Linked DNA regions of Homo sapiens: region 2 is linked to region 1. A link is a loop called in an ENCODE intact Hi-C map of the cell type or tissue named here. Cell type or tissue: A673. All regions are shown on one strand.

Evidence for each region. A loop is a pair of places that touch in the nucleus more often than their neighbours do. Peaks named below come from ENCODE experiments on the same cell type or tissue, not always from the same donor. Only the 100,000 strongest peaks of a DNase experiment are listed, where the experiment ranks them.
Region 2: it touches region 1 in a loop (5-fold over the local background); 2 of 110 quality-filtered maps call a loop at or near these places.

Annotation. Positions count from the first base shown.
Region 1 is chr20:19,659,400-19,667,399 of GRCh38, forward strand. SLC24A3 (solute carrier family 24 member 3) reads left to right here. Exons shown (of 17, transcript NM_020689.4): 8 at 6,465-6,490. Among named protein-coding and RNA genes, the nearest start is that of RIN2, 95 kb to the right of the region's middle. In A673, a CTCF peak has its summit at 3,192; a DNase peak (open chromatin) is centred at 3,152; H3K27ac peaks cover 1,391 bases.
Region 2 is chr20:19,069,978-19,077,977 of GRCh38, forward strand. No RefSeq gene overlaps it. Among named protein-coding and RNA genes, the nearest start is that of SLC24A3, 140 kb to the right of the region's middle. In A673, a CTCF peak has its summit at 3,774 (motif pointing right); a DNase peak (open chromatin) is centred at 3,814.

The DNA of each region.
Region 1 (8,000 bases):
GTGATAGAAATGGCCTACAATCTTGTGCTGTCCAATGTGGTAGCCACTAGTCACACGTGGCTACTGACAGGCAACTAGTGGGACCAAGGAACTACACTTCTTATCTTATTAATTTTAATTTTTAACAAGCATGGACTTGATCCTCAGCAGGGGACTGTGTTGGGTCTACTGATAATTACTTTTTAGTTTAATACTCGTGACTATGCAAGCAAGCTATTTTGTGAGTCCCACGTTAGAGATGGCATCACCAGGGCTCTGGTGGTTAAATGATTCACCCAAGGTCAGGGACCGGTAATACCTCGAGTTTGCCAGAGCAGGTGTCTGACATGGTGCAGCTCTACTGCCCCAATATAGAATTTGGACTTTCCCTCCAATAAAATCCTCCTCTTACAGTCTTTAAAATCATCCTACCCCACCGCCCACTCCCCCTGTTAGAGACGAGGGTTACCTTCACTTACTTTGTGGTCTAGTTTTTAGGCAGAAGGGAACAGCTCCAGCCACCCCCTGCTAGAATTTTTTCATTAAAATAACTAATCTGAAATAATCTGGAAATGATTGTATCTTGCCCTTTCTGTGATAGAGAAGAAATCTCAGAGGTCATGTGGAAGTCTGTCCATCACCGGCAGCTGGCTGACCTCCAAGGCCCTGCCCCTCTGACCCATCACCCTCCCCTCCTGCACCCATTTTTCATGGGAATTAACCTCTTCTCTCTCCAATTTAGAAACTTGGGGTTCTTATTTTTTTATTTCAATGGCTTTTGAGGTACGTGTGGTTTTTGGTTACATGGATGAATTATATAGTGGTGAAGTCTGAAATTTTAGCATTCCCTTCACCGGAGTAGTGTACATTATACCCAATATGTAGTTTTTGTATCCCTTGCCCCTCCTCCCACCCCCCCACCTTCTAAGTCTCCAAAGTCCATGCCACCACGCTGTATGCCTTTGCATACACATAGCTTAGCTCCCACTTATAAGTGAGAACATACGGTATTTGATTTTCCATTCCTGGGTTACTTCACTTAGAATAATGGCCTCCAGGTCCATCCAAGTTGCTGCAAAAGATATTGTTTCGTTTCTTTTCGTGGCTCAGTAGTATTCCATGGTGTATATAAACCATATTTTCCTTATCCACTCGTTAGCTGATGAATACTCAGGTTAGTTTCATATCTTTGCAACTGTGAATTGTGCTGTGATAAACATACTCACGCAGGTGTCTTTTTGATAGAATGATTTCTTTTCTTCGGGGTAGATACCCAGTAGTGGGATTGCTGGATTGAAGGGTAGATCTACTTTCAGTTCTTTAAGACATTCTCATACTGGAAAACTTGAGGTCCTTCAGCTCGTTGTGCCCTCATTACATTTCAGCCCTCAGGTCTTTCAGCTCATTTTGCCCTCATTACATTTCAGCTCTCTTTCTGGCAAAGTCGGAATAACTATGGTAGCAAGAAGATCCTCACCGAGAATGACTTTGACAGAATTTTAAGATCCTTAAACAAATCGACTATGGTCTTACAAAGGTCGCCTGTTTTGTAATCCCTGCTGTCAACAGGAGGAAGGAAAGTCCTGCTTTAATGACACTGGGTAAACTAGGAGGCCGGTTACACTCTCATTTGCTGCTTGGACAGGGAAGTGCATCCGCTGGCCTGGAGACCCCAGAGAGGAGCCTTTCATCTCTAACAAGGAAAACAACGTGGAAACTGTAGCTATGTGCTTGATTTTGGTTTTCCCTGCCCAGCAAACATAGTCCTTTCAGTTTAACAACCCCCATCTCCTATATCCTCAGTACTTGCCCTTTTTTCTTTCCTGTAGCCTGCCTTCATATATTTATACAACATGATCAGCTCGGCTAAAGCCCTGCCCGTAGGTCATTTTTTCCCTGCCCTTCTGCAACCACAACCTTCATCAATCAAGCCTATAAGACATCCTGAAGTAGGAATTTCTGCTTAACTTTGAAATATAAGTGATACTGGTGCCTAACAGCCAGCTTCCCAGTGTATTCCACTGGATCCCTCTCCTCAGATGAAATCACCATGGCCTTAGCTAAGCCGTCTGCACCCCCACCCAAGAGCTGAAGAAGTGAGAACTACACCCACTCAAGGGAGTTCCCGTGATATTGAGTGGGAAAAGTCTACGGGGGGCTGTTTTCTTTGCAGCAAGGAAGGAAAGAGTTTCAGGTTTCAGTCTCTTGAAAGAAAACGATGATGTTGATTTTCTCCCATTATTTTCACTGCTTAAAATTCTCATGGTGCCAGTGATTACAATACATGCTATGAAGTCTTAGCTTCAGCAATGCAGCCTCTCCTGCTTCATGGTGACAATTTACAGTAAGCAAACCCAGGGGCTGACATGGCGATGTTGAGACAGCCACCTGCCTCCCAGCTCAGCCAGCCTCTTCTCTCCCGCGTATACTAGGGGCTCCTGGCTCTTCCTCCCCTGCTCCTCCATGTTGAGCACTCCATTCCCTTGGCAGCTCTCTGGGTTGTTCTGATATCCAGGGATTCGCCGGCCTGATGTAAGCCCGTCTTGCTTGGAAGAATTCTGGAGCAGACACCAGGAATGAAAAGCCGGTTTCCATGGTACCCAGCCGTTTCTCTGAAGCCTGGAGGAAATGAGTGCTTTTTTCAAATTCATTCCTGTTGAACATTTAGCTCAGCAGCAGAACACGTGGAAACCTCAGGGCGAAGCCAAGGGTATCTTTGGATGAACCACATGTGGGTCAGAGGGCAGAGGCCCCCTGACCAGCTGGTGCTCAGCAGATCTGAGATCCAGCTATCAGTATCACCCTTGGTGGTCTCTGGGCTATCGCAGAGCCTGGCCCCCAAACAGAACCAACAGGGCACAGAGAGAAGAACGCTTACCCAAGGGTTGCTTTCACAAATCTGATGGGGAAGAAGCTGAGTCAGTTCCAAAGCCCACAACAGGAGGTCCGTCAAGTGCAACTCATCGTTGAGGACAGAGTGTTGACCCCAGGACAGAGCACCAGGCAGGACCTGCCCCTGGAACACCACCTTGCCTCAAGACAGCAGCGGCTAAAGCCGCCTTCAGTAGGCTGCCTGCCTTGAGGTGATTCCCTTCCTTCCAGGAGATTTAATAGAACTGCGAAAATGGACTTGAACTGACTTCATTTCAACTTCACTACCTTGGCAGGCTGGACATGGAGGGAGGACTGGAACGTGAGCACCACTTAGTGGTCATTTGCAGGAACTGCGGGTGCAACTTGTTCTAGTCTAGAAAGAAATGATTTCAAGTTTTCTTCTACACTAGTAATACTTATCTAAGGGATGGGGGATGTTGCTTTGATTTCTTTTACTCTCAGCTAGTAGAGCATAAACTACAGAGGGATACGCAACACGTGTCTTAAATGTATTGAATAACATGAAATCTTTAAGGAATAACAAATTCATTTCCTAACCTTCAGCAAACTCAAGTGAAAGGAACCTCATCCTTGCCGTTTGTAGAGTTTTCTGAGGGAGCGATTCAAATGCTCCATCAAGATGGTCCAGCAAGGTACCCTCCCGATGGAACGTTCTGCAAACAGCGCCAGTCCTAATTTCCAGTCTTCGGAAGAGGCGATGACCAGCTGCTTGTTCTCCAAATAACAGCACTGAATGTTCACAGGCAGTTGATAGCTCATCTCCACCTTCTTTCTCATGATGAGGAAGCCCTGCTTCTGTTTAGAGTTTTTTTAGAGACAGGGTCTTGCTGTCTCCCCAAGGCTGGAATGCAGTGGCCAGATCATAGCTCACTGCAGCCTCAAACTCATGGCTCAAGTGATTCTCCCACCTTGATCTCCCAAGGTGCTAGGATTGCAGGCATGAGCCACTGTGCCAAGCCAATTTAGATTTTCTCAGAGTCCTGATTTCTAGTCCCTTTTGTTCATTTCATTGTTCTTTTCTGAGTCCTCTCATTCCTCCACACAGTCCTCTCAAAGGAGAAGGATAAACCCGAATGATATTTGCCATCAGCCACAGGGTAGAGAAGCCCTGACTTTGTGGAGGCCTCCTCCTCCACCTCCTCCTCCTCCTCCTCCTCCTCCGCCTTCTCATCCTCCTCCACTTCCTCCTCCTCCTCCTCCTCCGCCTTCTCATCCTCCTCCTCTTCATCTACCCTTATGCATTCTGAGTGATGGGGCATCTTCACACAAGGCAGAGATCAAAGGGGAAACTATATCAGTTATTTGCATGTTTCCGGATCTCCTCCATTAGTTAGTACTTGTAGTGAGATCACCTGCATTTCTCTTTCCCTGTCTGCCTCCCTGAACCATATCCCCAACCACAGCTCCCCAAGCCACAACCATCCTCTTGACTCCAGGGTCATGAAGCTCTGGACCTAATTGCATATTTTGTCCAATCTCACCCGGATTTGCCCACTGTTTCTCTGATTATTGTGCTCCTGTTTGGGGTCCCTCCTAAAATTAAGCCCAATCTCATTTTTTCTTTGCTATGATCATTGAAATGATCAGTAGCTAAAGTCCTATGAATCTCAGGGCTGACTGCTAGCAGACAGGAAGAGTACTTTCTTCCAGGGTGAGCGATCTCCAAGCTTTTCCTTTGCAGAATCTGTGCCCCACCTATGGGGAGGATCACTCAGAATAAGGGCTTTCTAAAAGCTGCTTTCATATTCTATGTTATTGCCTGCCTTCCCTGATAGAAGAAAATTAAATTGGCCTGGTCTAATAAACTCTTTCTCAATATCTTCTGTTCTCTTAAGTGGCTACAAATTGATTGTTCCAGCCTGCTGCAAGGACTAATATTGAATTAACTTCAATTAATAGAAAATGTTTTCTATCTTAAATAATTTGATCTGCTCCATGATTTTTTGGCAACAATCTTTTTTCAAAAAAGAAAGTTGGGGGGGTTATACAAAAGAGCTGTCAATGCCTTCTAGGGGTTGGGTACCATGCCATTCAACCTGGATTATGAGATTGTTGCCTTTATTTCTTTAATTCTCTGCCCATTCTAGTTTGACATTGTCATCCCAATGTCAACTTGTTGAATCTGATAATAAAGATGAAAGTAACAAAAATGATGAAGCCCACATTTCCAATGGCTTGTTGGGAAGAATGAGTTACAAATGAGCACAGCTCCTTCCTCCTCATCCTCATTTTGACCTTCAAGATAATTGGAAAGAGTTGCTTTATGCGCTTTGTGACTGGTGCCCTGAGGTGTTCTCTACGTCTCTACCCAGCTCATGGTTACTGCCCTGGCTGGAGGCTGATGCCATGCCCGCTTTGTTAACTGAGTTTCCCATCTCCAAGTTGTGATGGCAGTTGACACCCAGAGTGTCCTGCAAGTGTCTGCTTCAGTCTGCAGAGGGCTGCTGCCTCTAAAGGAAAGGCCGCTCTGAGACGACCATACTCAAAGCAGTTGTCCTTCAGGAGTTTGAGAAGAAAGAGCTATGAACCATGTCCTCGGCTTCCTACTTCTATGAAATATAGGTGTACTCATTTGGTTTCGGCAACATGTCATCAGCCATGTGTGTCATGAAAAGGACACCAAATTCGGAGCTGGGGCTGAGTTCTCGAGCCAATTCTGCAGCAAATGGAGCAAGCCTAGGAAAATTACTTATGTTCTCTGTGACTCAGTTTCCCTGTATAATCAAAGGATTACACTAGGCTTCCCCCCATGCCCCCACAAGGTGGGAAATGATTTTAGATGGTATATAGACCAGGACTTCAGTAGATTAAATCCTGCCGTGTATTCTCTCTGTATTCTCTTTCAAGTCCTAACTGATGAGTAAACCTCAGTGGGGTGCTAGTGTGCCTTTGACTGCTTCTGACCCCTAATAATCTTCCTTAGTGAAAGGGCAGGACCATGCCCAGGGCTTGGGCGCCAACAGTGTCCAGATGGGATTTGCAAACACCATTTGTTGTTAATGCACTTATTTTTCGGGGTGATGGCAAGGAGTGTTGATCCCCTACTTCTGGTTGTGATGTGAAGTTTCCTTTGAAAATAAATTATTTTAAGGAAACAAAAAAAAATCAATTAAAAGAAAAAATTGAGCCCATAGAAGTCCAAGCACTTGCATAAAAACTGAAGATGCACAGACATGCAGAAATCTTACAGAGACTAATATTTGGAAGAACCTGCTGAGCTCCTACATCCCCTTGCAGATCTAAGATTCTACAATGGGCCTTGCTTTACAAAGCAGGTTAGTCACACTTCCCTGTCACTCTGATGTTGTACAGAAATTGCAGGAAGAAGGGAATTACCTGAGGCTGTTCTTTTCCACACATGCCCACCCTGATCTACCAACACCTCCTTCCACTAACACTGGCCAAAGGCCAAACCAGTACAGAGGGAAGTTTACCCACAGGGACTCCAGGTCCCAGGACAACCCAGTCCTGATTACACCATCCCAGGAACAAGGTGGATACTGCGTGCAGCCTTAAAGCGTGTGTGTGTGTGTGTGTGTGTGTGTGTGTGTGTGTGTGTCTAATCTTCTATTCTTTTTATTTTTTCACAGTTTATTTATGATGAAAAAGTTTCCTGGTAAGTACCTCTCTTTCCCCTTCTCATTTCTGAATGTTATGTTGCAGAGCCAAATATATTGAAGACCAGTGTTGGGATTCAAGAAAGAAAGGGAAGTGTCATGACAGCTTAGAATGAGGAGAATTTCCTAGGAACCCTCTGCACACCTCAGGGGAGAAATTAAATTCATTTTCACAGAGTCAAGACCTTTCCTCTTGGGCTAGAGTGGTGGGGTTCTATTTGAGATCCTAATATCTAAATGTCTTTATTATCCTATGTCTGGACATCATGGCTTAGCTGTGTCTTTCTACAGTCAGCCATGTGCTAGGGTAGAGTTAAGATTTGACTGATTTTTGGGCCGGGCACAGTGGCTCATGCCTGTAATCCCAGCACTTTGAGAGGCCGAGGCGGGTGGATCACGAGGTCAGGAGATCGAGACCATCCTGGCTAATACGGTGAAACCTCGTCTCTACTAAAAATACAAAAAATTAGCCGGGCATGGTGGTAGGCACCTGTAGTCCCAGCTACTCAAGAGGCTGAGGCAGGAGAATGGCATGAACCTAGGAGGTGGAGCTTGCAGTGAGCCAAGATCACACCACTGCACTCCAGCCTGGGCGACACAGTGAGACTCCATCCCCCACCCCCCAAAAAAAAAATTGTGTCCAAACCAAGCTCCATGTTCCCAATCCCACGTTTATCTTAGGAATTAGGACCCAGGCACTTCTGTGACCATTAATCCATTAAAGTTCCCCCTGACTTTCAAAAGATCTTAGAGCTCTGAAAATTGGTGTTGTTGGGGATGTTTTATTTTGATAGAAACTGTTGCCCAAATTGGCCCGGCATGGTGGCTCATGCCTGTAATCCTAGCACTTTGGGAGGCCGAGGTGGGCGGATCACCTGAGGTCAGGAGTTCGAGAACAGAAACTGTTGCCCAAATTAAATATATGGCAAGACATTTGCATTTGGTCCAACTGTTCAAATCCTCGTTTTCGAGATGGGTTCTGAGCAAATCAAGCATGTTTGAAATGGAAATGGAAATCGAGTGTATTGTGCATTCTCGTTACATATTTTCCGAATATTTGATCTACAGAGGTAAGCAATGTGAAATAACATATTAGGAATAGGCGTAGGTAGAAAATCTCCCTGGTATTATTGAAAGCTGTGAATGAGCCAGAAAAAGTAGAGTCCACCAGGCTTCACTTTCAGCAAAATGACTGCTAACTCTTTGTTGGTGTGGGCCTCTCTGTATCTGAGGACATCTCTGACTTTCAGAATTAGGGGGCAGTGGAGAACCCATCACATTGATGATAAATGTTACTTGCTATGTCAAGGTATTAAGATACTTTTGCTAACTCTCCTCTTTGCAAGAAGAAAGAGGAGGAGACAGCTAGGAGAAAATGAGAAGGAGGTCTTCTTTGAATCATAGTGACCAATAGGCTGAAAGGAATTGACATGCCCAGGAGCACCCCAGATCAGAGAACCTCCTTGTTATATCATCCTGGAGGTGGCTGCCAAATGGAGTGAGGGGCAT
Region 2 (8,000 bases), 590 kb before region 1:
AGTAGGATAGTAGAAGTAACAGTAAGAGGGACCATTCTTGGACTTTTGCTTGCTGGCTATAGCAGAGAGAACACTACATTTGGATGCTGGCTGAAGGCATGTTGTTTAGGGCAACACCCCAATTGCATAAAGGGTTGGCTCCCAAGCTGGTGCCATTCCTGAGTCTTCAGCAGGTCATTCCAGCACACATCAAGCCAGCCTCTGGGTGATGGGATGCATGGAAAGACTAGTGAATTCGATGTGTGTGGGCCCGTTGCCGCAGCCTCTTTGCAGTAAAATGTTTCCTGAGCAGAAGCAACATTGTGTGGGAAACCATGGCAATGGATTGTGCGTTTTCTAAGTCCAAGAACAGTAGCTCTGGCAGACGCGCTGCTGGCAGGGAGGATACATCCCTAACTGCAATATGTGTGTGTCCCTGTGAGGACAAAGTGCTGTTCCTGCCATGATGGAGGGGGCCAATGTATTCAATTTGTCACCAGATAGCTGACTGCTGCCATATTTATTATAGCACTGGTGGAAGCCGAGCAGAAGACAGAGGGTAAAGTTGCTGGTTGATGCCGCTCACACATGCCAACCTTCTGGTGGAAAGCCGAATGCAGAGAGGAGGAGAGCCACACATTGGTTCAGGAAACCCCCAAATTTAGGGCTCCTGCTCTGAGACCTCCACAAGTTTATGACGTTTTTAAACTTTCAGGCCCTTGTGGTTGCCTCTTCTCCCTCTGTCAAAACGGAGCCCTTTTGAGGATCTCTTCCATCTTGGTGGGGATGTAGGGAGCCCCTTGCTCTTTCTGGAAGAGTTTGCATTTTAGCTTTACCACTTAAAGTGTTACTGCCTGAAGTCTGGCTCATTCCTTTGTGGCCACAAAGTTGGACCCTTGGGAGCAGAGAGTGTTATTTGATTTGACATCATCTTGACTCTTGAAAACCACACACACCTGGGGTTGCTGGTCACAGAGACATTTTGGGGAAGACTGATTTGCAGCAATTCTCAGCTAATTTTCATAAAATAAGCAAAGGAGAAAGAACGTGGCTTCAGGGTCAGAAAATACTGGGTTTAAGTCAAGGCTTTGCTTTGAGAGGTTCTAAAGGGTATGACTTTGGGGAAGTTGCAAACTCTTGGGGAGATTCAACTTTCCTCTTCTGTAAGCTAGGAACCAGAGTGACTATCCCTCAGGGCTTTGAGGAAGTTAAATATGTTGTGCAGGTTGTAACACAATGAGGTTCCAGGGAGTGGTAATAATGCACCAAGAGGATTTGGTCCCACACGCTGCCTGTGATCCACCAGGCCCCCAGTAATCTCTGCATCACCCCCTGCCCCATCACCAATCCACAGAGTCAATAGTCATGTATTTTGCTAGGGGGTCTCAAGTTCTGAGCCTCAAAGAGGAAGTTGAGCATTACAAAAATAGAGGTGTTATATGGATAAAGCTGTAGCTTTCTACCTGTAAAACCCACCACATCAATCTGTGAAGATGCGGTTCATTATTCTCAGGATGATGCAATTAGTCTTAATGACCTGGCAGGCGCTTGTGAGCAATGATTCTTAATAAAGCTTTCAGGGCTAGGGTGAAAACCACCCACTGCTTGTGTCTATTCATCTCACTCCCAAGCTCGGCCATGCATACTCAGTTTGAATATGTGCTTCCTAAATCCATTTTAAGGGGAATTGTTTAGTGATTTACTATCATAGGCATCCTGGCTTATAGCTAAGAGATGGGCTTGCCTCTTTCAGCAAGAAAAACAGGCCAAGATGAAGATCAAAGGCAAAGAACTGGTGTTCCTCAGGAATAAAGACTGGTGGCTTGAACTGAGCCATCTTTGTGCATCACCCACTGAGTTTAATAATGTACCAAGAGGACTGGTTTTGTGTCCTATCCAAGGGGTACACGACTGCAAACTGGCTTGTTCATGAACCTCTTTCCAGCTGGCACAGCCTCATGGAGAGCTGTTTATCTGAATATTTATAATACTTATAGTAGATTAATAATTGTTATATTCCTGTTCAACAGCCATCCTTGACTTTCTTCCTTGCTAGCCGAAGGATACCTCCTACTCTGAAACAGACTGGATTCTAGCTTTCCCAGACATGCTTTCAGCTAAGACATGAGCACGTGACCAATCTTGACCAAAAAAACTAGAGGGGAAGTCAGTTAAGGGCTCATGGAAAGGGTTTTCTTCTATATTAAAAGAGTAACACAGTGGAGGAACATACTGTATCTGTGTTTGGACAGCATATATGAGAATGCAATGTCAGAAATCTAGTGACCAAGAGAGCAAAGCTGAGAGAATCACAGAGAAACCACATCAGTTTAGTTAGTGAACTAATGGGCCCTGAAGCTGCCCACCTCTGAACTTTCTATTTTATGAGATCATCAGTGCCCTTTATTGCAGGTACTTTCAGGTGATGGTTGCAGACACAGTTGTTTACCTATGCAAACATATTCCTCCATATTCCTTGCTAAAGGAATCCTAATTCAATTAATCTGGGGGGAGATCCTCTACCCTTGAGGGAGATGGGCTCAGCCTTTATGCTACTGGCAGGGCCTGGGGGGGCGCATATAAACCATCCTGGACGCAGGGATGTAAAGGGAAGCCTTCTGGAGGACCCTGGGGAAGACTCTTCTGCCCTAATAAGAGATAACTCTGTGAGCATAAAGGTTCTGCCTGACTCTTCCCCTTTGAAAACAGCATATGAGGACAAGTTGCTGAGGACGTGGCTGCTTTCTTAGGATCAGAAGAAGATGAAAAGAAAACTATAGAGGAGGCATCTTTCTTTGAGCTGATCCCTGAAACAATTGCATGTAGGATTTTAAATAAAAGCCATTTAGTAATATTTAATTTTTAGCCATGGGTGGACATTTTCCTGCTGAAGGGATTTTGAAGTGTTCAAGCTTAGACCCAAGGCCCTGGCAGGGGTTGGCAGAGGTAGATTTTAAGAGTGATGCCGATTTGTTTTCCAGTCTAAAAAAAGGGGGGCTGCCTATCATATCTTTAGAGAGCAAGCGGGAATTGGACTGGACCAAAATATGCAGTCAAGTGAGAGAAGTGGCCCTTTGATTAGGGGCTTTTTAAGGCTCCGAATCCCCAGGCAGCCTGGGACTGTGATCTGGCCATGAGATGTGGGACAGGGAAGGGGAGATGCCCCAGATGGGAAAATCTAGGGCTGTGGACCTTGCCCTCCTGAAGTGACCAAGCCACGAAGACAGGGGCTTCAGCACAGCCGAGGCTGGGGTCTGGACACCTAGTGACCTGGGGCTGCATCGTGAGTGGTGGGAGAGGGGAGGCAGCTGTTGCCCCCACAAAAGGCTGGATACGGCTACTTTTGGAAAGCAGAAGGGGAAAAATAGAGGTACATTTCAGTAATTTGCTGGTGAAGGAAGTCAGTGACTGTTTTATCACCCAGGTCCACAGCCCTGTATTGTACCACCAGGATGATGTGGCTTGGGAAAATGATAGATGCTCATGTTTACCCCCATCTCACCAGATATTAGGTTGGTGCAAAAGCTATTGCGGTTTTTGTAATAGTTTTTAAGCACCTTGAAAGCACCGATGGTTTGTTACATTCCTCTGATGTTCCTGTGCAAGCATCAAATAGTTGATATTTAAATTTAATTCAATAAATATATGTTGAGACCATGCTGTGCCCCAGGCACCATGCCAGACACTGGGATACAGCAATGGATGTTTGCCTAAAGGAGGCTTGTGTGACTTGATGTAAGCTACCCCATAACCCTTGGGGCTGTACCCAAGGGGGGCTTCTATGCTGATCTTTGTCAACCACTAGAGGGCAGAAGAAGGGGCCCTTTTCCTGAGCCTGTAACATCCCCAGAGGGATGGCACCGGGAGTGTGAGACCAGGCTCTAGAGAGCTGAGACCTAAAAGGGAGGCAGGGATGGGAAGAGGGCTCCTTGTGATTATTTCTGAGTGGTGTTCTTGGGGGTGGTTTTTTTTTTCTCTTCCCAAGGCATTCTGCAAATTGGAAAATCACTCAGTCATGCTAATTGTGACAGCGTGAGACCTCTGTCAAATTACTGTGGTGCCTGTGCTCTGGGGAACATTGCCTTTTGAGCTGTAAAATGTCTTCTTTTACAGTAATGAACATCTTTTAGCAGCATAAGAATGCACCAGGGGGTTCCCAAGAAAATGGAATAGGTGGTTTCTCATGGGTAGGTTGCCCTACCCTCAACTTGATCTAATTATAAAATGATTGGATTTTCCTTAGATAATGGAGATGATGAGGAAAATCTACTTCATATTATGAGCCAGAGCTTCAGACTGTGGCAGTTTGTTCGTCCTTGGGCAATTGTGGTTGAGTAGCTAATTGAACAGCTTTGGGCTTTGAGAAATAGCCATACGCCTTTATCTCCTTCTCAATTTTCTCATCCTTTTATGTTTATTAACCTCTAAGCATGGTTGTTCCATCATGAATAAGAAAATTCTGAATCTTTGTTTTCCTTCTCCAGAAGGGATTTCTATCTGCAGTGGAGTGAGCCCAAGTTTACCACCAGGGACTAACTGGCAGAGATTCCTGGAGCACCTGCATGATGTGGGGGGCTTGTTGGCATTTGAGTCAGGAGGAAGTGGAGATCTGAGGCTTCTCAGAGTGAGCTTCAAAGAGTCAGAGAAAAGGTTAAAAGTCCTGTAGTCTTATTTATGTGAGACCTCACAACTAAGGTGACCCTTTAAACTTCCCATGGAATTACTGGCATGAACAACTTGCTACATTACTTTGGAATTATATCCTAGATATTTTAGAAAAATGTCCAAGCAATGCACGACATTGAAAACTGCTTATTTCCAACCATTCGTTGCTCAGTCACCAAGTGCTGGCCATTGCCTAGATCCTGGGAGAAGCGGAATGTTTGTTGGTTAAGAGCGTGGAGTTAGACTACTTGGTTGTGGTCTGTGTAGGGTGCAGGGCAATGGGAATATTTGAGAAAAACCTTAAGTTTATTTCTACAGTCAGAAATGTGTTCCTCCATTGGAAATCACTTCATATTTTTAGAGGAAGTGAGAGAGATGTGGAAAGTGTAGATAGAAAATTTTAGTATGATTGATTGCTAAAAAAAATTCCCCCGGAAAGCTATTTCAAGTAGAAAATGGTGTTATGTGGTCAGGTTGGGGCAAGAAAAAAATGAAATACACCAAGATTCTGAAGAGAGCAGAACATGAAAGATGAGCCATGATTCTTTGTAGCAATATCACGTGCTGGAAGCGTCCTGTTGTGGTCACTTTGTCCTTTGTGTTAACTCCACATCCCCCTGCACTTCCTGTCCCCTCCCACAGTTGCCCAACTCGGAAGCCCTCAGACAGGTCTCCGTGTCTGTCAGCAGCTCTGCCCTCAGGGCTGAGTGGCACCTTGCAGCACTGGCTGGATCCTGAGCAGTTCCTTCCTGTCAGCTGTTGGCAAATGCTGCCTTTTGAGCAGGACTCACCTTCCTGCAGCGTGGGAACTGGGGGTGGTGTCACCAACTGTTGGACTGTGACAACTGGCATGGCTAAGAGTATAGAAAGTATCTCCTACCCTGTCCTGCTCTGCCCTTCAAGCCCGGGCACTTCTTCCATTCTCCATTGTCCAAGGTCAAAGGAAGGGCTGGTTGACTCTCAGCAGTGGGATTCCCTGCCTGCCTGGGTACCCTCCCCAGCCCAGCTTCCTTCTAGGAGGTTGGAAACAGGCCCCGGCGAGCCTGGTGCCATGTCTTCATGGGAGTTGCTTACGTGGTACACCAAGCCCAGGTATAAGAGAGGGACCAGAAATGTCAACTGTTTTCTCGGTCCAGGATTTCTCCTTTGCAATGCCTGGAAGGATTTTTTTATTTTATTCTTTACTCTTTCTATTGAGACGTAACATGCATAAAATGCCTAAAATGCACTTAGGAGTGTACGGTCCTTCTACACCTGTATAAATAGCACCCAGATCAAGATTTGGAATCCTACTAGTATTCCAGAAGGTTCCTTATTTTCCTCTTTCAGTCAATAACTCCGCAGGCAACTACCATTCTGACCTCTATTTTCATCAGTTAGTTTTTCCTGTTTTTGTCATCGTATGAATGGAATCATGCCATATATACCCTTTTGTGTCTGGCTTCTGTGCTACTATGAACACTCTTGTATATCCTTTTGTATAGCATGGACTCTTTCTCTTGGGTGCATGCTAAGAGTAGAATCACTGGGCTATAGGTCCGAATGATGTATTTTGATTATGTTAACTTAAGCATGTGCGAGTTGGCACAACAAATAACACAGCTATAAATAAAAGTAGCTATGAATAAATTATAAGTGAGTGCCCCAGCTTTCAATCAACCACACTACCAAATGGAAGCATATTCATGTCATGTCAGGGAAAGGTGATGGCTACTGATTGCCTGGCTTTGAATCTTTGCTCTGCCACTTCCCTGCTCTGCCACTGGGAAAGGCCACGTCAGCCCACTATGCCTGAGTTTCCTCATCTGTAAAATGCTGATACTATGGCAGTACCTATTTCCTAGCAGCAGGAGTGCCTATTTGACACCCAGAGATTATTTCAACACGTCCTCCTCTATAGAACAAAATGATTCAATACTAACTGCATAGTAATACAAAAAATAACAAATTTCTTTATGTGTTCATTAGTTATGAAGAATTTTTTTTTTGAGATGGAGTCTCTTTCTGTCACCCAGGCTGGAGTGCAGTGGTGCTATCTCGGCTCACTGCAAGCTCCGCCTCCCGGGTTCAAGCCATTCTCCTGCCTCAGCCTCCCAAGTAGCTGGGACTACAGGTGCCCGCCACCACACACGGCTAATTTTTTGTACTTTTAGTAGAGATGGGGCTTCACCATGTTAGCCAGGATGGTCTTGATCTCCTGACCTTGTGATCTGCCTGCCTTGGCCTCCCAAGTGCTGGGATTACAGGTGTGAGCCACTGCGCCCGGCCAAAAAGAATTAAAATGCAATTTTAATAGTATTATTCAAGTTTGGTGAAACACTTTATGTATGAATTAAAATTTTCACTTATTAAGCAAAATCAGTATGCCTTGTCCTTTGCATTCAGTTTTGCTGTTTTAAATCTTAAACACAAAAGCTCCAAGTGGTCACATGGGATTGGAGTGACTCAAATTTTGTCTTGGTCTTCACAATCACTGTGCTATCCATATATATTTAAAATCTTTTGTTTATGTGCAGGCATTGGAGACACACACTGAGCTCCAAGGCCCAAGCACGAGGAAGGATTCTGAATAATTATGACCTTACTCCTGGAGTGAACCTGTCTTGCTGATTCTGCATGTGTCCGAGGCCAACTCTGTTATTGGGAATTCTCCAAATTAACTTCCATGTAGAATATAATGTTTATTAATGGGAAAGTAAAGAAAACATACCAATTTAAAGCTTACTTGTGTATAAAATGAAGTGGTAACTACAGTAATTATTTTTAACATAGTCCAACGTTTGGTAAGGAGTATTTTATCACTGATGTTGTTTGAAATTTCTGGTTCCTGGTAATAATTTAAGAAGGAGATGAACTTCTCATTGGTTTTCTTACTGACAAGGCATCTGTTGACTTTCTGCACTCTAGGTGGAGTGTTCCACTTCCCTCTTCCTGCCACTCTGCTGCTCCCTCAGGCTGCTCTGTAGTTATTCACAAATACTTGCTAAGCGCAACCATGCATAGGGCAACACTTCCGACAATAAGGCTGGGGAGGGGAAGTGAACAAAGCAGATTCCTTGACCTCTTGGAGCTTATGTTCTAAGGAGGGGAGAAGAGAAAATAAACACCTAATTGTGTCCTATGTCAGGGAGCAACAGGTGCTCTGGAGACTAATAATACAGGTTAGGGAGGACAGAGAGGTGGAGAGGACAGTGTCATATGGATGGTCAGGAAAGGCCTCCCTGAAAAAGTGACCTGTGAGCAGAGACCTGGAGGAAGTGGAGGAGTGAGCCAAGCAGACCTCCAGGTAAACAGAGGCCCAGGCTGAGGGGGCAGGGAGGGCCGAGGCCCTGAGGAGAGGCTGGTGTGTCTGGACC